Linked DNA regions of Homo sapiens: region 2 is linked to region 1. The links are chromatin loops, found by intact Hi-C in ENCODE. Cell type or tissue: endothelial cell of umbilical vein. All regions are shown on one strand. Links, peaks and the distances in the headings refer to the core of each region. The heading gives the core; the rest is flanking DNA.

Region 1 (11,393 bases), core at 2,491-10,490:
AGGAGAATCGCTTGAATCCCAGAGGCGGAAGCTACAGTGAGCCAAGATCACGCCACTGCACTCCAGCCTAGGCAACACAGTGAGGCTCCACCTCAAAAAAAAAAAAATTATAAACTTTTAAAACACCAATGGGTCAAAGTCATCAAAGTGGAAAATACAAAGTATTCTGAACTGAATAAAAATGATATATTGAAATGTGTAACATGCCACTAAAACAGTACTTAGAAAAAAATTTATAGCACTAAATTCCAGTATCTGAGAGAAGAAAGGTCATGACCTCAGCTTCCACCTTAAGAAAAGCAGAGAAAGAATAGCAAATTACTCCCAGAGTAACCGCTATAGGGAAATAAAATTCAGAGAAAAAAATCAATGAAATAAAAAAACAGAAAGAGGAAACGTCACTGAAACCAAAAAGGCTGGTTCTTTGAAATCCATAAAATTGTTAACTGCTACCTCGACTCATCAAAATGAAAGAAAACGGGGAGGAGAGATGCAAATTACCAGTATCAGTAATAAGCAGATATACCACAAAAGATTCTGCAAGTATCAGAAGACTAATCAAGGAACTTAATAAGCAACTTGACACTGATACACCAACTTTTTTGTAGGTTTAAAGTTACTTCAAAATTAAAATTTTTTAAATTAAAAAACCCATCTTTATTGACCAGGGGATGGCCATGAGTTTGATAACTGCTAAAGCAAAGTTAAAAGCTGAGTGAATGGATACATGAGAGTCCATTATACTAGTCTTTCTACTTTTTAATGTGTAGAAATTGTTGATAATAGAAAAGGTTTTCAGAAAATTAAAAATTAAACAGCTGGGTGCAGTGGTGCATGCCTATAGTCTCAGCTACTCAGGAGGCTGAAATGAGAGAACCACTTGAGCCCAAAAGTTTGAGTCCAGCCTGGGCAGAACAGTGAGACTCCATCACTAAAAAAATAAAAATAAAAAATTTAAAAATTAATTCCCACCCATCTGAAGCTTTTAGACAGAAGAAAACTTTCAGAAGACATTTATTTCTGGCACAGAGGGCCACGAATATTAAGGACTCTGCCTCTGGGGCACTGACTCAAAAGTCCACTGACTCAATCTACTATGTGCCAGGTATTATCCATAAACTCAATTCACCAAACTTCTGTTGGTTTTTGAATCTTACTCTTCTTCACCCTTGTCTTTCATCAATTTCCCACAAACCTACAGACTTCCCACTCCTGTAAATCCAAATTTTTCAATGTAGAATGTATGTATAAATAGATGAATAAGCATGTTTTATAACTTTAGAAAGGAACTGCCGTTAAAATCCAATGTTTTCATTAAGCCCATGTACTTTTAACTATTTAAAACTTTTTCTCCATCTATAGAAGGAGTTCATTCACCTTAGTTCAGCATAATAATATTTTTCACTTCATCTTCTACAGTTAGACCACATAAAGAACTCTTCCAATTAATTATTTTTAAATGAGCTTATTATAGGCAGTTCACTGCCTATAGCAATCTATTTTCATACTTTTCAAAATACAATTTTTTAACCATATTACACCATTACTCTTTTTATGAGTGTAATTTCTCTAAAACGTAGTTGTTTTTTAAAGCAAATTAAGTCTTAGCAAATTTTACCAAAGTGCTAAAAATAAACAATTCAAATAAAAAGTTGCTCTAAAAACCTCCAATTAATTATTCACTTTGAATATATTATACACCTCAAAGGAAATTACCCAAGAATTCACTTTTCACATAAACTTTTAGTCAACTCCAATGCGACAACTCCAACAGCTCTTACATTTAGAACATATGTATGTTAAAAACATATTTAAATTTTAAATGTACATAAGTAAAAGCCCTGATTATTTCAATGACTGAGAGGATAAAAAACCACATAAACATATTTAAAATACACTGCTTATCAAGATAAAAATACATATTAAATACAATTCTACTATATATCTAATCAGACATTTGAAGCATTAATACCAAATTGATAAACCCATTACTTACAGAAATATAACTTTTCTGGACTGCTGGAGCACACGTTTTTTAACCAAGTCAAATTCGATATCAGAGAAAACAAATTGAAGAAATTTTTCTTACCAGTAGCACTATATCATCATTCTTCCCAATTCCTGATATTTGCACAGCTTTCAAAAGCTGGCTTTTAATAATAAAAATAAAACTAAGCATAAAAATTTGGAATTTTATGCCAAATATTTCTGTTTCGGTTCTGTCTGAACTGCTTTCAAAATGATTAAGGTATTAAAATTTAGAATTTTGTAATTCACCAATTTTTAGTAAGTTTTCAGAAGATGTGCCCTTCTGCCATCTGTCACTCGTAGAGCTCCTATTATTTGAATAAATCCTAGCTAGTTAGCTCACCGAAGTTCCAATTCCACAGTGCATGCCTGAGTCTTGATGTTATCTAAATAGCAAGGAGCTTATAGGCTATTGTGCTTAACCAAACCCTTCCTTGAATTTATAATAAACTTGATTTGCTGTGTGAGTTTAAAAAAAAAAAAAAAAAAACAGTATGGGACAAAGTGAAGCTACTGGGAAAAAAAATCTCACTACATTAAATATGCCAATTTTTGAAAGTTTACTTATTTTTTCACATTATGTAATTACTACAAACAATTAAAGTATACTATTTATCCTATACCATGCTAAAAGTTAGTCAGATTTCATTCCTTAAAACAAGATCAGTTGTTTTCAGACACAGAAATCTCCAAACCTCAAAGACATCTTTGCTTCAAACCTGAGTTTCTCAAGAGTTGTAACAATATTATAATAGTGAGTGTGGAGAGTGTTGAATTTTTTTAAGGATAGTCTATGTACGTGCCTACAATTCCAAAGTAGGTAATTTCACGAAGTGATTTAAATAACGACCTGTAATCAAGTAAAAGTTCAGGCAAAGCAATTTTGAATAATACATTTTTAATTTAATTTTTTCCTTCAGTCAGTATTTGCCATCTTCAGCAGTACTGAAGTAAAAAACTAAAATTAAAAATGCATTATTCACCGAGGCGGGTGGAATGCCTGAGGTCAGGAGTTTGAGACCAGCGTGGTCAGCATGGTGAAACCCCATCTCTACTAAAAATACAAAAATGAGCCAGGCAAGGTAGCATGCGCCTGTAATCCTGGCTACTTAGGAGGCTGAGGCAGGAGAATCGTTTGAACCTGGAGGTGGAGGTTGCAGTAAGCCAAGACTGCGCCACTGCACTCCAGCCAGCATGACAGAGCAAGACTCCATCACACACACACACCAAAAAAAAAAAAGCGCATCATTCAAAATTCACAGCTGGGTGCAGTGGCTCACGCCTATAATCCCAGCACTTTGAGAGGCCAAGGCAGGAGGATCACATGAGGCCAGGAGTTTGAGACCAGTCCAGCCAACATAGTGAAACCCCATCTCTACTAAAAATACAAAAATTAGGCAGGTGTGGTGGTGCATATCTGTAATCCTAGTTACTAGGGAGAGGCTGAGGCAGGAGAATTGCTTGAACCCAGGAGGCGGAGGGTTGCAATGAGCAGAGATCACACCACTGCACTCCGGCCTGGGAACAGAGTGAGACTCTGTCTCAAAAAAGAAAAAAAAACTCACAAAAATAAATAAGTATAAAAGAAATTCCAGTAACTGAATTTCTCAATGGTGTTTAAGTTTATAACATATATAATTCTGGAGTTTTAAAAATTAAAACTTCACTGAGATTTCTGTGACACCTTGTATTGTTGAATGAGAGAAGGAATTATCCCGCTTTGTTTTGCAGTCCTAGATTTTTTTTCTGAGAATTACACATACCTACCAATGTTAAATAAATATTTGATAAACCCATCTTTAAAGACCACACAAGCCAAGAGTGCTTTAATGATCTTGAAATATAAACAGCACAGCTAGCATTCTAAATATTATTTTATTCTCAAACTTGTAAAATTTACAGTAACTGAGAAGATAACCTTGTCCAGTTCAAAATCAGTTCTACTTTTTGCTGTTGAAATAAAATATGCCCCAATACGTTTAAAGCCTTAACTTTAGTCATTGAACAATTTCAATTTTAATACCTATACAAATATATACAAAAAGAATTTTTAAAAAATCAGAATCATCCAACTGTAATAACCAAATTGTGACAATTCTTTATGAGGGCAAAACTTAAAACTTCAAGTCAGCTCCTAAAAATAAGAATGACATAATATAATTTAATGAATACATGGAAATTTTACAAGGATACCAGCTAAATTTTAACAAAGCTCTACTCAATACCCACTTTATCACTTCCCATCTTGGACTTTCTCTTATAATATGCTTTTGTTTCTGTGTTTAGGCTTAAGGAAGACCATTGTATCCAATATACACCAAACCAAGACTGTATTTACATTTGTAAAGTGGAGTCTTTGTATAATTATACTTTTTTGTATGTTACAAAACAATGTGATAGCTATAACAAAATAAGCTATAATTAGGAAAGATAACATAATTACCTGTATTAGGATCAATATGAAGAAGAGTTTAGCCTACACTATACCATTAATTCTTGCATAGGTACTTTATCGCTTTTATCATATACTCTATTTAAAAAACAAAATCAACCCTTTTATTCAGAGAAATCCTACAGAGTTTTGTCTAATTGTATAGTATTTGGCAAAAAGGGGGACATTACCTTTGGACTGACAAATGATACGTGCATTTTACTCTCTCTTTATAAAAAAAAATGTGCAAAATATCATTTATATGCAATGTAATAAAACAGTTTGCATTCTCAAAATGTCCACTTACGTCACTGAGAGATTTTCTATTTCAATTATTCAAGCTACTATGTTCTTAAAACTTTCATACTTTCCCCTAAATTGTTAAAAAGTATGTAACTTTTTAAAATTCCACATTCAAGGTTAAGAATTTTAAGACTCTTATGATTGCTAGATAGATTTCAAAACATTACTACTATCTACGATGAAAAATGCTGCGGCAGGCAACAGGAAACAGTGATAAGTCCCAGACTGAATATTCAGAACTGGCAGAAGTAAAATGGCTTAGAGAGAAAACTGGCACCTACTCCTGAGATAATCAAAAAGGCGAATACATCAATAAATTGGTGACAATGGCTACCTCTGGGCTGGGTGGGAGTGAGGAAGAGACACTAGTGCCTTTTGAATGCCTTCCCGAAGGAAGACTGAATAGTTGATTGAATATATGCCTAAACTTCTAATTCTACAATGCATGGCCAACCCTGAGTTCTAAACTTGTAGGAACCTTTGAAGCACATCATGGTGCTCTATCAGACCATTCTCTTTGCCTGCATCTTACCCCAGGCAAGAGAAAGTTGTCATTCTGAAAGCTCCTTTAACAAGTATACTTCTATTAATTAGATTTATTTCTATCTCCTCTACATTTTGGCCCAGCTGAAAAAGCATGTGCCTATAATACAGCGTTAAGTAGCAGCAAATTCTAAAAAAAAAAAAAAAAAAAAAAAGAAAAGAAAAGAAAAAGAAAATTTGAGACAGCATCTTGCTCTGTCTCCCAGGCTGGAATGCAGTGGCACAATCTTAGCTCACTGCAACCTCTGCCTTCCGGGTTCAAGCAATTCTCTTGCCTCGGCCTCCTGAGTAGCTGGGACCACAGGTGTGTACCATCACGCCCAGCAAATTTGTTGTGCTTTTATAGAGATGGGGTTTCACTATATTGCCCAGGATGGTCTCAAACTCCTGGACTCAAGCAATCTGCCCACCTCAGCCTCCCAAAGTGCTGGGATTACAGGCGTGAGCTACCACGCCCAGCCCTAAATTATTTTTATCAAACTAATTCATCTAAGTATTAAGTGTGCATCTTATGCCAGGTTCTTTACTACATTACAACAGTAGGATTTACAACTTCATCCCCAAAACAAACAAACATAAATGAAAACAGCACAAGAGTCACTTTAGATTCAGTGGCTGGCTTTGTCGAGCAACAGTGTAGTGGCCTTCAGGTGGCTGGAGGTGACTAGCAATTTGCAGTATCTTTGACTTCACTTAACAGAACAAAATGCAAATCTCTGTGAAGACCCTGACCTTCAGCCTGGAGGAGGAGCCCAGTGACACCACTGAGAATGTAAAGGCCAAGATTCAGAGTAAAAAAGTATGCCCCCTGACCAGAAGAGGCTCACTTCTGCAGGCAACCAGCTGATTGCTGCAGGCAACCAACACTCTTTCTGATTACAACATCCAGAGTCAACCCTGCACCTCGACGCCATCTGAGGAATGGCTGTCAGTTCTTCAGTCTCCTTTTCGCAGTGCCCAATGACGACATTAACTCTGCACCGTAGCCATTTGCCCCAATTTAAATTTAGAAATGACCAGTTTCAGTAGTAGCTGAACCTGTTCAAAATGTTAATAAAAGTTTTGTTGCACAGTAGCCAAAAAAAAAACACAGTCAACCTTAACTTTTCCTTAAATAACAATTAATTCAACATGAACTATGATGCAAGTTCCTTCACGCTGGTCTCAACTTCTTCTCCACTAAAATAAGGCAGATAGAATAATTTCTACAATAAGTATCAACCAAAAAGGTTTTGAGCTACACAAGCATAGCCTTTGTATATGGCCTGCTGGTACACTCTTTCACCACTAGGGGATGTTCCAACATTAGTAAGGAGAAAAGGCTGAGTTACAACAAGACTTAAGAAATAGAACTGCTGCAGTTATCTGAAGTGATCAAGAATGATTAAAGATGAGAAATTATCTCAAAGAACTAAAAACAGAACTACTATTCAACCCAGCAATCCCATTACTAGGTATATATCCAAAGGAAAATAAATCGTTCTACAAAAAAGACACATGCACTCATATGTTCATCACAGCACTATTCACAATAGCAAAGACATGGAATCAACCTAGGCATCCACCAACAGTGGATTGCATAAAGAAAATGTGGCACACATACACTATGGAATACTATGCAGCCATAAAAAATAATAAAATTATGTCTTTTGCAGTAACACGGATGCAGCTGGAGGCCATTATCTAAGCATTCGAATTAATGCAGAAACAGAAAACCAAATACTATATGTTCTCACTTGTAAGTGGGATCTAAACATTGGATATACATAGACATAAAGATGGGGAACAATGGACACTGGCAATGACTAGATGAAGGAAGGGGTGGGGCAAGGGTACCTATTGGGTACTCTGCTTACTACCTGGTTGATGGGATTAATCATACCCCAAATCTTAGCATCACACAATATGATCCATGTAACAAACCTGCACAGGTATTCCCTGAATCTAAAATAAAAGTTGAAATTTCAATGAGAAATTATATATTTTAGTACCAGTGGAGATCGTGACATGGAAAGCAGAATTGCCTTTCTAAAAGATGCCCTGCATTCATGTGTCTCAACAAAAAATTAATGTACGCAATAAAACACAAAACAAATGATAATGGGGCGGAGAGAGACAGCTATATTAATACTCCCTGTACATTCTAGTCTGAAAGTAGAATTTAGGAATCTTGCAAAGTTGTAAAGCAAGGAAGAGAACAATAACAAAGAGCAAATGAACCTATTACAGAACAAGACGATGTATTTAAAGTATAAAATTATATGGTAAGACATTATTTGCCCATTAAATTGGTGAAAAAAAAAAAACCTGACAAGGAGCAACCTTATATATTGGTCTTAGGAGTGAATCTGTCCTACCTTTTTAAAAAACCAATTGACAAGATACTTAAATTTTGTCTATGGCCATACCACCTTGAACGTGCCAATCTCATCTGATCTCAGAAGATATTTAAATTTAAAACCTATACACTTTGATCCAACAATCCCAGTTTTTAAAATCTATGACAAATACATATATAGGTACATAGGAACAAAACATGTATATTGCAGCACTGTTTGCAGCAGGGGGAAAAAACCTAGAACCCACCTGAACGTCCATCAATAGAAGAATAGATGAATAATTTATGGAATTAAGGAGAATGAGTTAAATCTATGTGTAGAAACCAAGATAGAGCTATGTAATATATAAAAACAGGAAAAAAGGAATATGTCTAATACACTATTTTTATAGCAACCAAATAACTCTGTGGATATGTGTTTTTAAAAGACCAAACAGAAAGGTGTAAGATACACACCAAACTGTTAACATCATCTTGTATTGCAAGGCAGAGGCTACCATTAACGGTTTCTTCAAATTCCTCTGCATCTTTAGATTTATGAAGTAGAGTATAAAAGTTTTGTGCTTTCTTTCCTTTGGGGGGTGACAGTGGGTATTTAAAAGCAAAAACACCTAGTTAGAACAAATAAAAGAGTTTTTCGGGTTTTTTTAAGAGATGGGGTCTCACTCTGTCACCCAGGCTGGAAGACAGTGGCACCGTCACAGCTGACCACAACCTCAACTCCTCAGCTCAAGGGATGCTCCCTTGAGCAGGAAGGGGCTGCAGGCCTGAGCCACCACACCTAACTAATTCCCCCAATTCCCCCATAAAGATGAGGTCTCTTCATCTTGCCAGGCTGGTCTCAAACACCTGGGCTCAAGGGATCCTCCCACCTTGGCCTTCCAAGCAGCTGGAAATAGGAGTATGTTAAAATAAGCAGAAAAGAAATCGTGTGGCATGGGCACTTAATATAATAGAAATTGACAAATCAAGAGTTTCAATAACAGCTTGTGTAAACAAACCAAATGATAAATAAGCCTAATTCCCCCAAACTAAAAATTATACTTTTTAGTTCAGAGTTAAGGTAAAGTTTTTGTTGAGTAATATGTAAATTAATGTCTTCCATTATAATGCAAATTAACAACTATTCATTTGAAACTGTAATGCTATTAATAAAAATCTCAAATAACTGCTGACATTTCAGTCATCAAATTAAAGATGGTCTCTGAAATTTAAACATTCATGAATTCTCATTTTACCATAGCTAAAATCAAGACACTGCTTAGATACAACCTTACAGCTGCTGCCGGCAAGTGGCTGCTGTGATGCGGTGCTCACTGCACACTCATGCTTCACACTGGCCACACCGCTCAGACTATGGTCATGCCAGCTAAGTAACGTGCACTGTTGCTAAGACTATGTTGAGTTTAAATTACTAATTAAAGTATTCAAAAAGATTACACTGTAGTTGCATAATACAACAAAAAGTAACGTTCTGCATAGAAAGATACTGAAATAGCGCAGCACGGTGGAGAGGAAAAGCTAGGATGAGAAAAAGGGGATGCTAGGGAATAATATAGGAATAGGGAAGAGTAGAGAAGAAAAAAAGAAGAGTGGAAGAAAATTTTCCAGAGGTTATACCTCCAAGTCTTCAGTGTGTTAAAAACATATAAACCTCAGAAATGTTTGTTTTTTCTTACTGATAGCAAACCTAAAAATAATTTTTTTCATTACTTCTGTATGGTTCACTTCAGAATTACTGTGCAATTTGAAACAAAGCAAAATTAGTTTTCCTCATGATCTACATACACTACAGAATGATTCATATTTCACTCTTCCAGATTCTGATTTGAAAAATCCAACCACAAAGAAGCACAAAATCACTAGGAAGCTATTCTGTACAAAAAGTAAAATCCTGCAAATGTATAAATGTAACTCATAGGTACTTGGGTCAACTTTAAGTTACATGAATTTGGGTTTTTCTACTTGAGTCCTTTGTCTAATCTGAAACCTACCCACGCTAACCCAGCATAGACAATGCAAAGGCCGTAACATTTACATTCAACAAATACTTCAAAAATACAGTAATATAAGTTGCTATTGAAGAAGTTAATCACCTTATTCACAGCACAACCATCATAAAAATGTTAACTTTCTAACCTCCTATGACTGTCCTGTATGCCACTATCCAGGATTTAAAAAAAACCACATACACACACACACGCACACAGACACACCCCACAATCAATGTATTTAGGCACTATAACAACCACAATAGTGACGCCTGTATGGGAATATTTAGTTTACACAACACTTTGATGGGCATTATCTACTCTTACTTACCAGAATACTGCCTTTCAAAACCAGGAAAAAATCATCTTCACTTAACCAAGATTAGTATTTTTCATTTTCACCAGAAAGTCAAGCATGGGGTGACTTTACATCAAAAAGCCTTACCAACAAATTTAAGGAATGACACGTAGGCAGCACCATCTTTCAAGGAACAAAATTCATTTAAAAACCAATTCTTACTCCACATGTACTTGAAATGCATTTCTCCATAAGGAAAATAGTGTCTAGATTCCTAAGATAGCCCACAAATGCCCATTTTACCTCTTACAACTCTGCTGAGCTGCAGTTCACATTACACTAGCCTGGGTTGCTGGGCAGGTAGCCAGGTTACCAAGCCTCCATTTCCTCTGCCCGCTTCTTAATTTTCCTATTAATATTCCTCAGGCTCTTCTCTTTGTAACAATCTCATCAGGGGTGGCACTACTGGACCATCGCGATGGCAACTACCAATTCACATTTTCAGCACTAATCTCTCATGTGCTTCAGACCCACAGATTCAACTACATGTTTGCAGACAGCTAACACTCAATAGGTTCATTTTCTCTTTCTTCCAAAAAATCTGCCCCACCACCCAGCCACCACCAATTCCCCCTACTCCTTTAATGAGTATGAGTTGCCTAAAAAGCCAAGCCAGGAATTTAGAAGTCACCTTCGAACTCTTCCTATCTCACACCTACATCCAACCGGCCACTCATCTTTTGACTACCCTTCTCAAATCCACCTCACCATGCCTATCTCCATCAGCTTTGCCTTGATTCAGGTCCTGAGCCCTCGTCTCCCTCATTCAAGTCTGTATGCAGCCAGATATGACCATTTCCCTCTCTACATAAAACTTCAGTAGCTTCCCGTTGTCTGTAGTAGCAATTCCCAAACTGGTAAAAGAGTACCTTCAAAGTAAGTTGTTGTTTTTTTTTTTTTTCAAAACAATTAAATTGAACTAGATTAAATAATATTAAGCAGGCCTCTCACTAGCAAAGTTTTGAAGTCTTACAACGCACAACATGATGTATTTCCCTGCCATGAGGAACTGGGGCGGAAGGGAGCCTCAACTGGGTTCCAAGGTCAAAGTCAAAACTGATTGCAAGACATGTAAGATCCTACAGACTCTGGCCCCGCCTAGTTGTCAACACCATCTGCCATTCATCAGTGGTTATCACTCGCCCCTTACAAACCTTACATGTCATTCATTTAGAACACAATCTGTAGTTCTTCAAAGAGCCCTACTGTTCCCTGACTCCACTTCTTTATATAGAATATTCCTTCTGCCAAGAATGCCCTTCTCTTAGTCTGGCTAAAGAGCTCCTACTTGCTCTTCCAGGACCAGCTCAAGCTACTAAGCTTTGATTGTCCCTTCCATCTCCTAGCAGAGGACTGCCCCCACCTTTCTCCCACCTCTGCAGGTATCAGAGCACTTTTCCA
Region 2 (11,393 bases), core at 1,423-9,422, 140 kb before region 1:
GGAGCCGGTGGAGGCATGCGCGCCTCCTGTGCTTCAGGAAGGCAGCCCTGGAGACCTTCTGGATGCTTCCCAGGAAGGCCCCACAGCAGCCACCACAGCCAGCACGTTTTTCTCTACCGGTTTTCCCCCTTCCGCATCTCATGGTCCTGCTCCCTGGGATCATCGCCCAATTAAACTGCATCCAAGCCCTCGCACCAAGCTCTGCTTTCACGGGAATGCAAACTGAGACAGTATTATACCTGATGTTACCTTTTCCAAGGTAGCTGGGGTCATCGTTATTTCCCTCAGCTCTTACCTGTGCTGGAGTAGCGTGCTGCCCTCGGAAGCTACCAGGTACCCTCCGTGAAATGGCCCAGCTGTTCTTTGGGAGTTCGTGTCTGATTTTGCCATTTTTCTATCACTTTCTTAGTTGTTAGCAAGTCTTCCTCCAGCAGGACCGTTACCTTCCTCCAACTGATCATTTTTGTCTTTAATCTGCTATCGCCTTGAAATCACGTAACCAAACGTGATAGCCCCTGTCTGTTGTGAAGGTGAACAGATTCTGAAAGGAGGAATGTTCCTTGGAGCGGATGCATGAGCTTTCATTTCGGGCACTGGAAATTCATTTTGGCTGCTGAGGAGGTATTTTTATTTCCCTGGCTTAGAGCTCTATTGAGGACAGTGTAGAGGCTGGATAGTCAAACATCGTATTGAGTTCGTTCTTATATTTTAATTTAGCTATGGGATGTGTTTGTGGGTGAATGCAGTGAGTCTAATAGTACTTACCGCAAATGCCCTAGGGCCGTGGCTTGACATTTATTAGCATATGCCGATTTCCAACTTTTAGATCCAGTTTTTAAGACTCCAGAAGACTTCACAAGTGTGCCAGCTGCTCAGATGTGAAAACAATATCACACACCAAAAAAAATGGCGGCTTACATATGTCAGAGCAAAACTAAAATCAGTCCAGGGGTTGAATGCAAATCCCCCCCATTCAGCCCCCAAGTCTCACCCAGATGTCCCCTCTCCTCTCTGGAGAAGTTGCACGTCCCCTCTTGAGGGCAGGAGGAGGTACGTGTCCGTTTCGTCCTGGGAGGACTCCCTGGGATTCCTTGTGTAGGAAGAGTTCTGTGCTGGGGCTTGCTCCCTCCCCTGCAACTTTCCTGATCTCTGGGGCTCAGGGGCAGCCTCTGGTGCCTGGCTGATGGGCACAGCTGGCGAAGGCCACAGAGCAGCTGAGTGCTGGGGACAGGTGCAAGAGCAAACTCCAGCAGGTGTGTTGACTGTAATGACAGGGTCACTGATGCTGTCTCCCAAGTGTTTTCTGTGCTGCTGACAACTGGGGCAGGCGAAAGCACATGGGAATTTGTTGTTGGAAAGGTTACACGGGAGGGAGGGAGGGTGTGACTGTGGGCACCTCCCCGGGACGTGCAGTGAGTGGGCGTTTCTTTCTTGGATGGGCTCAGCGTGCATGGTGGCTGTGGGCTCCTTTTTGGAGAGGAACTCGAAGTCCAGGCAAAGAGAGGTTTACAGGCCTATGATGGGGTTACATCCTGATCAACTCATTGTTAGTCCAAAATATAAGTCAAAAATGCATTTAATACCCCAGTAAATCTATCATAAAGTCAGAAAATTGTAAGTTGAAGTCTCAAGGGCTGGATCATCTGTATTTCACTGGAACCGTGGCAAGAAGACCCCACAGACTGGCATTCTGGACACGGTTGCAGGTGAGAGGAGGGCTGCAGCTTGAGGGTCATGGTGGCCTGAAAGGACCTGGGGATGTGAAACGCTGTCATCGAGGGCTGGCGCGCACACAGGAGGTTGATGGGGGTGTGGCTGCAGGCTGAGTGTTGTTGGCTGCAGAGAGGTTGGGGGGTTGAGAGCGTGGTCATGGAGCTCAGTGGCTACAATGACACTCAATGCTCCTGAGGGTGGCGAAGCCTCAGCAGGGCTGGCTGAAAGCAAAGCAGGGCCGTTCAGTCATTTTCAGCTGTTGCACAGAGTGGCAGTGAGATGCTGACAACTTCACCCACGTGGGAATCCTCTGAGGCCACCTGAGAAGGAATCTCACAGATGAGAGCTTGGCTGGGGATGCAAAAGGCCCTGAGACAAGCTTACCACGTTGGTGGCTCCAGGGAGAGATTCCAAAAAGTTTGCAAAAGAAGAAAATGCATCATCCTTTAAAGAGGCGACGTAACTGACCTCCACGCTGAAATATGTGAGTTTCCCAAATTCATGATTCTCCAAGGAAGAACTGAAACCTGGGTATGAAAACTACTCAGCCTCTTGGGGGAGGGGTGTCTGGCAGAAGCTTGGAGCTGCTCCAGCTGGGCCCTGCTCCCAGAAGAGCAGGCTTGCAGAACAGGCCTGGGCATGGCCCAGCTCATTTGAACTGAGTTTCCCCTGTGTGCCATTGACTGGCCCAAAGAAGACATAAGAGGGAAGCTTCCCAGGGAGACTGATTTCCAATTTTATCATTTCCAATTCAAGCCATTTCTGGGAAAAGTTCCCATTGTCCTGAATGCTCAGTTCAACCAGGTGCACTAGGTTGTCCAGAATCCTGAGGGGTAGTATCTAATTCTGGTCTCTTTCAGCCAAGTGTACCAGGGTCGGCTAGCACCCTTGTCCCTTGGGCAGGAAAGAAATGTCAGTATTGCTTAGGAAGTTTCACCAACTCTCAAGGTTATCAAATGGTCTCTTCTTTTGATTCACCTGTCATTCTGAAGACTGGATTTTCATTTCCACAGCTGGCAAGGTGGTGTCTGAGCACCTTGGTAGCCCATGTCATAAAGTGAGATCTCCAGAGACCCCCGAGCACACCAGGCCTTCCAGATTAGTAGTACATCTGCTTCAAAGGGCTTAGCCAGAGCCTCCACAGGCCACTTTTTCAACCTTGCAGGAGTATTAATGCTCCCCATCCGATCACAGGAATGTCCACGACCAGGAAATGGCTCTCTGAAGGCTGCCTCCATAGTCTCTGGAATTTCCATGACAGCCAGTGTGGCAAAGAAATCTTGCAAAGGCTGTTGCTGGAATAATCCATCCCACAGGACTGGAATCAAAGGACACAGCCAGGCCAGCCACAGAGTTCCAAGAAAAAAATAAAAAGCTCCCCGGATACAGTGACGGATGAAAACTGCCAGGAAAAAGGCTCAAGGAAAAAGGCTTCCCAGCTACCGTGGGACCTCAGCCCCGGATCCCCAGCTCTGGAAGGAAGCACATCCTTCACGATGGCCCGCAATCACAGCTTCCACGGCACGGAGATCGTGGAAGTGAAGGCTCTGCGTTGTGTGAGCAACTACTTGTTAGAAGTGGCTCCTGGCAATGTTTAGACTGGGGACGGGAGGACTGCCTGAGCATGATGAAGACTGCTTCCACTTCTGAAGGGCTGTCTGGGGACTGGGTGTCCACCTGCCCAGAGCCAGCGGGAATGTTACAGGGAGGCCAGCCCAGGGAAGGCTGGGCTGCACAGACAGGGAGTCAGTTTATCATCACTGAGCAAACCAGTGGGCAAGGAGAATGCAGAGAAGGTTCTTGAGGGGCCAGGCTGGACAGCTGCAGTCTGCGCTGAGTGGCGGCCAAGGGGTTCCGCTGCCCCCAGAGTGCTGAGAGTTTGGGCTCTGGCTGGGCCCCACCCTGGGGAGGTGCCCACCATCCTCCAGGCCAAGTGAGGGGGTGGGTGCCTGCTGGAGAGGCGGCACACCTCAGACGGCTGGAGCAGGAGGTGGGGCATCCACACGTCCACCCAGGCTTTCAGCCCCTAGTTACTCAGTGAAGATTTTGAGGCCTGGAGAGAGGGGGCGTGGCTTGTTCACAGACACAGGTCGCAAGTGAGGCAGAGCGGGTGCCACAAATCAGGCTTCCTAACTGTGATGTTCAATTTTAGGTGTCAACCTGAGTGAGCCACAGGGTACCCTGATGACACACACCGTTCCCAGGTGTGTCTCTGAGGGCGTTTCCCGATGACATTGACATTTGGAAAGGTGGACTCAGCACAGCAGATCCGCTCCCCAGCCAGGGCAGGCACCACCCAATCCACTGAGGGCCTGAGTGAACAAAAAGGCAGAGGAAGGAGTAACTGCCCCGCGTCTTCCTGCCTCACTGCTGGAGCGGGGACATCTCATCTCCTGCCTTTGCACCGGGATTTATATCATCAGATCCCCTGGTTCTTAGGTCTTGGGACTTGGATGGAATTACACCACCGCCTTCCCTGGGTCTCCAGCTTGCAGAACCTGAGATCTCTCAGCCTCTGCAATTGCATGAGCCAATTCCTATCTATCTATCATCTCTTGTTGGTTCTTTTTGGCTGGAGAACAGACTAATACACGAATCTGTCCTTTCCCTCCAAATGCAGCTGGAATCTCTGCTCCCCTTTACAAAGCTTCTCTGCGAAAGGATCTCTCACGCCATGGTGGGAAGGGGAGCCTCAGACCCATAGCCTCCACCCCGGGAGGAAAACAGGGCCAGGACACACCAGCAGGCCTCCTTTGATGAAGACCATGTGGTTTTGCTCCTTCTGTTACTTTGACCTCTGAACCGCACCCCCACAGACCTAATGATTTCCTGGTAAATCATTTGTAACACCCGCTTTAGTCTCCTGAAAAAAAACTTCACAGATAATATCGTCAAACCTCGCAGAGAATTTAAAAATAAAACCTTCTATCTGTAATATTAATTAGAAGTCAAAGGTAACTTATAATAAAAGAATTCGTTTCCATGTGGAATGTTTGGCCAAGATCTCACTAACAGACTGGAAGTCACTGTCACTCACTCACGATGAGTAAAGGATGAATTTGTGTCCGTGTTTGACATTTTGCAATCAGGGCTAAGCATTGCCTCGGGATAAAGATTCCCAAAGTGCTGAACAACTCTTGATAAAATCCCAAAGAAAACAAAGCACAGTCTTCCCAGGATGCACGTTGCCAGGTGCGGTCCTGAACCGCGCGTCCACGTGGCAGCAGCGCGCAGCAGGAGGCTCCCAGCTGAGATCCTCGAGGACGGGGTTCGTACCACATCGGCATCTGGAGGTCGCAGGGGACGCTTGGAAGCCGTGGAGGGCGCGGGACGAGTCACTGTGCAGGACCGCGGCAGCGCGGGGACAATCTGGAGCGCCCCGAACGCTTCGCCGCCCCACCGGGTGGCGGGTGGACTCGCCTCCGCCCGGCGGCTCCTCGGTGCATGGGCCCCAAGCGGACCTGGCGCTTTTTCAGGCGTGCAGGAGACAGAAGCCGTGACGGCTCCGCACGCACGCCCGCATGCACTCCGGCAAGTATCCCCCGGGTCACCGTGTCAATGTGCCCGTATCCCTTCTAGGGGACCCGGTTCTGACTTTCCAAGAATAAAGTACCGCGCCGCGCCCGCGGGCGGAGCTGGGAGAACCCCTCCCTGGCCCTCCACGTCTGCGCGGGGCGCGTTCTTCCGTGCGACCACAAGGGGGCGCTCCGAGACCAGGCTCGGGACCTCTGCAGGCGCAGACTTAAAATGCTTGCAGATGCGCGCGTGGTGGAAGCAGGCTGAGAGGGCCAGAAAGCATTCGTCCTTGGACTCGCATCGCGCTAGACAGTCTAATCTTTGACGGCACCGTCCAGTTTTCCAATATCCACTGTTAGCACTGAACAATTGTGTCAATTGCATTTCCAATCCTCCTAAACAATGCAATTTTGATATATAAACAGCAGTTTTTACGTTCTTCCAGAAACAGATCAACGGGAACAGGTAAAACAATTGGCCGGTGCTTGCCTACCCCGTCCGCACCCACACCCACAGTTCTCTCTAGAATAATACTAACAAAAATAATAATGCAAGATAACGATTTTGGAGAACGTACCATGTGTCATTGTTGTGGGTACTTTATATGGATGCACTTATTTTATCTTCACCAATAACACTATGAGGTGGGTGCTATGTGATAAAACTATGGTGAGGACACTGAGCCACAGACAGCTTAGTAATTTGCCGAGGGCTGCATGACTGGCAAGTAGCAGGACATCACTAAAGAAGGTACAACATTCAAAGCTTCCTGGAAGAGCGTCCTGCCTGCTGGAAGGAGGAGCTTTGGAATGTCTTAGCCATCCTTTACTATAAGAAAGCGAGGCAGGCCGGTGGCGGTGGCTCACGCCTGTAATCCCAGCACTTTGGGAGGCCAAGGCGGACGGATCACGTAATCAAGAGATCAAGACCATCCTGGCCAACATGTTGAAACCCTGTCTCTACTAAAAATACAAAAATTAGCTGGGCATGGTGGCACGTGCCTGTAGCCCCAGCTACTTGGGAGGCTGAGGCAGGAGAGTCGCTTGAACCCAGGAGGCAGAGGTTGCAGTGAGCCAAGATTGCACCACTGCACTCCAGCCTGGCAACAGAGGGAGACTCCATCTAAAAAAAAAAAAAAAAAAAAAAAAAAAAGCAAGGCAGAGCGCACCCCCAGCTGCTGTTTCTTCAAAAATGCAAGATTTATGAGAGCACTAATGCTGAAAAATTAAAAACATCGGCCGGGCGCGGTGGCTCATGCCTATAATCCCAGCACTTTGGGAGGCCGAGGCGGGCAGATTGCCTGAGGCCAGGAGTTCGTGACCAGCCTGGCCAACATAGCAAGAACCCATCTCTACTAAAAATACAAAAAAAAAATTAGCCGGGCGTGGTGGCGTGTCTGTAATCACAGCTACTCGGGAGGCTGAGGCAGGGGAACTGCTTGAACCAGGGAGGTAGAGGTTGCAGTGAGCCAAGATCGTGCCACTGCACTCCAGCCTGGGAGACAGAGTGAGACTCTATCTCAAAAAATAATAATAATAAAATACAATGAAAACATCAACAAGAAAGAAAAAAAATCCATGAAATATTTTTATACATGATGTTTGTCACTTGTTTCATTCATGAATTCATCCAGAGCAGACACCAGGTGGGTCTGAGGAGGCCAGCATTGCCCAGTGCAAATTACACTGAACCTAGCCCTGGACAGTGCCCGAGACAAAATTCTGCCTAAATGTTCAACCCTGGCCATGCGTTAGAATCGCTGGGGGAGATTTAAACAAAATGATATCTGGGTAACCCCAGTGTTAGGGAGGCAGGAGCCTAGAAGAGACAGAGTAAGATCGTCTGAAAATCAACTCCATCCCAAAGCTAGCAAGGCATATTCCTTGCCAATCATGACCCATGGTCCTAAGATGTTTACAGCTCAGGAAGCAGCTTGGGAATGGCTTGCAAGAACAAACCCCTACAACAACAGAGAGTCCAGGTGTCCCAGTACCCGCGCTGCGCCCAGGAGAAACTGAGATAAAACGAAGCCTCGGGAAGGGAAACCCCAGACGCTCGACTTTGTGACACAAAGGCCCCAGAGGGGAGGGTGGCTTTGCCTGCTCAGCACACATCATGGCTGCTGCTAAGGAGAAGGAAAAGGTTTGAGGTGTAGGGGCAGCCTGGGCCAGCTGAGTGGCAGCTTCATTCTCCCAGCAGCTGAGTGCAAGCTGCCCACTCACTAGAGCTGTTCTCCCTTGTTTTTTTATTTTTATTTTTATTTGTTTTGAGATGGAGTTTCGCTCTTGTTGCCCAGGCTGGAGTGCAGTCGTGCGATCTCGGCTCACGGCAGCCTCCACCTTCCAGGTTCAAGCGATTCTCCTGCGTCAGCCTCCCAAGTAGCTGGGACTACAGGCGCCCACCATCACGCCTGGCTAATTTTTGTATTTTTAGTAGAGACGGGGTTTCATCACCATGTCGGCCAAGCTGGTCTCAAACTCCTGACCTCAGGTGATCCACACACCTCAGCCTCTCAAGGTGCTGGGATTACAGGCGTGAGCCACCATGCCCGGCCTCTTACCACCTCAGCCACCCCTGCAACCCTCCTGGGCCGCCTCTTGCAGCTTCATCTCAGGGTTCGCTGTCCTCCCATGCCCTGGGCAGCCTCCCATGCACCCCTGTGTGGATGCCTCCTCTCTGGTAATGAGCCCAGCTCTTCTCTTGGGCTCAGCTCTTTTCAGCCCCAGGCTGATACCCCCTGCTCAGAGCCCCATGTCCTCCTGTTGACCACAGACACGTCTAAGCAGGCTCTGTCCCCTACTCCCCTTGATTCTCATCAGCGCATTGACCAGTCCAGGAGCTGGGCGTGTTCTTCACTCACTCTTACCCCTTCCTTCAGTCCTCAGGGCCAAGGAGTCCGTGAATGCTCAGGCTTCCAGCCTCTGAGCCTCCCTCTAGCCGCTCCTCCCCTCCTGCTCCCAGACGCTTTGTAGCCCCCGGCTGAGCCACTGCACAACCTGCTACCTGGTTTCCAGCTGTATTGTGGACTGGCCTGGGAGAAAGGCTCGGGCAGGGAGGGAGGAGGGAACCAGATGTACAGCAGGCCCCCAGGAGCTCCTGGCCACCGGGACAAATCAGCCACATGGGATGAAAACACAAGGCAGAAAGAGGCCAGCGCAGGCCAGTGCCGGGGAGTTCAGAGGAGGCGAAGCGGCAGGAAGCACCGGCCACGGGAAAGGCTGCATTGGATCTTGGGCCTTAAGGAGGGCTCCAAGTAGAGCAGGAAACTTGTGAAGAAGAGCCTGAGCTAAGGAATGGGGAAGGGCAAGGGCGAGGGGTCAGGGCTGTAGAGGGGCGACGAGGAGGAAGAGATAAGGCTGGAAGCCCAGATGAGCTGATTCTGCAGGGCCCTGGGGCAGAGTGAGGAGGGTGCATGTTGATGAAGGAGGCCCCAGGCAGTTATTGAAGGTCTTGCAGAAGAGGGACATGCTTCTGCCAGCGCTTCAGGCAGCTGGCCCAGCGAAATCTTATGAGAGCAAGAGGCAGGGAACAGTGAGAGCTGTTGCCTGGTTTGAGATGAGAGCCTAGAGGGCAAGGGATGCCAAGGGAAGAGAATCAAAAAGTTTCAGCAGGCCAGGCAAGGTGGCTCACGCCTGTGATGCCAGCACTTTGGGAGGCCGAGGCAGGTGGATCACAAGGTCAAGAGATCAAGACCATCCTGGCCGACATGGTGAAACCCTGTCTCTACTAAAATACAAAAATTAGCTGGGCGTGATGGTGCGTGCCTGTAGTCCCAGCTACTCGGGAGGCTGAGGCAGGAGAATCGCTTGAACCCAGGAGGCGGAGGTTGCAGTGAGCCGGGATCGCGCCACAGCACTCCGGCCGGGTGACAGAGCGAGGCTCCGTCTCCAAAGAAAAAAAAGTTTAGCAACTGAGCCGCACGTACACAGAGAACCTGAAAGACCTGAGTGTGAATCACAGAAATGCCAGCGAAAACAGCGTAGGTGTCATTCTACACTGATAGGCCTGCAAAAATTACAAAGACATCATGCCAAGTGTGGGTCAGGGTGAGGGCATCGGGGAACCTCCAGGTGCCACTGGCATAGCCCCCTGAGAACAAGCCAGCAGGTCTAAGTCTAAGGAAGGGTTTGGTGGGGGAGTCAAGCGGGTGGTGTTGGGAGATGTGAGAGGGGGAGCCTGGGCTGAGTCTCGGGTTTCTCTCCTGGGTGGCTGAAAGACAGTGAGGCCAGGAACCAAGGGCGGGGGCAGGTATGGGGGAAGGAAGGTGTGACATGCCCGCATTAGACTAGGAAACACAATGTCTTCCTCATTTCCTGTGGGGCATTTTATTTCTTATTTATTTTTTAGAGACGGGGTCTCACTATGTTGGCCAGGCTAGCCTTGAACTCCTGGCCTCTAGTGATCCTCCCACCCCAGCCTCCTGAGTAGCTGGGACTATAGGCGTACACCACTGAGCTTGGCTTGTGGGGCTACTTAAAAAAAAGAAAAAAGAAAAAAGAAACAGGCTTCCTGAGGCTCAAATCAATTACATTCTAAGGTGATGGAAGCTGATTCACAGATTCACCAAAGCAACAGACACCCAAATTCATTTGGTTTAAGAATAACCTTGCCCAGACCCTTCCGAGATTGGGGATCTTGGCCTTGGGCTGCTGGCTCCAGCCTGGATGTGTTGCCACTCTCTGGGAAAACGACCCCATGTCTAGCACATAGCAGGAGCTTCGGAAATCCCCATCGCCTGAATGCCTGTCTGAGCCACAGACACGTCCTGTCCGCTGGCAGGGATAAAGGGATAGGAAAATCCAGCAGACATTTCTCTCAATTAAATTTCCCCCTCAAAACATAACCCTGCATTAAATTACAACATCAGAATTTCTCTCTGCCAAATGATGTTGGGGAAAGAGCATGGCCAACAGCCAGCTCAGGCCAAGGAGAGATCAGTGAAGAAGCAGCTCCCAGTGTGCCCTGCTCCCCGGGGCACCTCGTGCCCCGTCTCCTGGTGATGTGTCTGGTCTGGCCCAGCAGTAACGTTTTCCATGGGTTCTGGACTAGAACTCAGCACACGCGGCTCCCACACCTCTTTTCTTTCTTTCTTTCTTTCTTTTTTTTTTTTTTTGAGACAGAGTTTCGCTCTTGTTGCCCAGGCTGGAGTGTAATGGTGTGATATCAGCTCACCACAACCTCTACCTCCCAGGTCCCGGGACAAGCAGTTCTCCTGCCTCAGCCTCCTGAGTAGCTGGGATTACAGGCACGTGCCACCACACCCAGCTAATTTTTTTTTGTATTTTTAGTAGAAACGGGGTTTCACCGTGTTGGCTAGGCTGGTCTCAAACTCCTGACCTCGTGATCTGCCCGCCTCAGCCTCCCAAAGTGCTAGGATTACAGGCGTGAGCCACCGCACCCGGCACCCACACCTCTTTTCTTCACATTCTTCAGCCTTTGGCAAATCACAGCTCCTCTGTGGGCCCCAGTTTCCTCCTCTGTGTAAGAAGGAGATTGCCTCTCAATGCTGGCTGAACCCTTCAGTCGCTTGGGGAGGCTTTTAAAAACCGGTAGTAACAAAAATCAAAACGCCGGTGCCTGGGCCCCGTTTTCTGAGATCCTGATTCAATTAGCCGGGTGTTGGTGGTGTGACCAGAAAAGGGTCTCAGTCCAGACCCCGAAAGAGGGTTCTCGGATCTCACGCGGGAAGGAGTTCAAGGCGAGTCGCTGAGTGCAGTGAAAAGAATTTGATTGAAAGCTACTCCCTTGCAGGGCAGGGCGCCCTCAGAAGGCAAGCAGAGGAATGCATTGCCTTTGTTTTAAGTTTTTCTTATGCAGGGGCCTTGTCTGTGAAGACTGAACTCAGCTGTGACTACATGTGGATGGGCTGACAGCATATGACAACATTTATCATTTTATTGATTGAAAGGAAATGATCCTTGACATTCAGCATATGTAAGCACATCAAAGCATAACTATAATTTTCCCGAAAGCATATATTGCTGTGAGTGCTGATGAAAAGAGTCGAACTCTGTAAAATATTTGAAGAGATTTATTCTGAGCCAAATATGAGTGGCCATGGCCCGTGACACAGACCTCAGGAGGGCCTGGGAACATGTGCCCAAGGTGGTCGAGGTACAGCTTGGTTTTATACATTTTAGGGAGGAATGAGGCATCAATCAAAT

Evidence for each region. A loop is a pair of places that touch in the nucleus more often than their neighbours do. Peaks named below come from ENCODE experiments on the same cell type or tissue, not always from the same donor. Only the 100,000 strongest peaks of a DNase experiment are listed, where the experiment ranks them.
Region 2: a loop joins it to region 1, with 3 times the contacts of the local background. A loop is called at or near these places in 2 of 110 quality-filtered maps.

The regions. Positions count from the first base shown.
Region 1 is chr3:194,465,888-194,477,280 of GRCh38, forward strand. All of the region lies in intron 2 of ATP13A3 (ATPase 13A3), which reads right to left. Among named protein-coding and RNA genes, the nearest start is that of ATP13A3, 15 kb to the right of the region's middle. In endothelial cell of umbilical vein, for the core only: a CTCF peak has its summit at 6,582; DNase peaks (open chromatin) are centred at 6,624 and 10,294.
Region 2 is chr3:194,328,523-194,339,915 of GRCh38, forward strand. CPN2 (carboxypeptidase N subunit 2) reads right to left here. Exons shown (of 2, transcript NM_001080513.4): 2 at 11,246-11,393. Among named protein-coding and RNA genes, the nearest start is that of CPN2, 17 kb to the right of the region's middle. RefSeq lists enhancers at 8,111-8,991, 9,917-10,583. In endothelial cell of umbilical vein, for the core only: a CTCF peak has its summit at 5,394 (motif pointing right); a DNase peak (open chromatin) is centred at 5,419; H3K4me3 peaks cover 562 bases; H3K27me3 peaks cover 1,671 bases.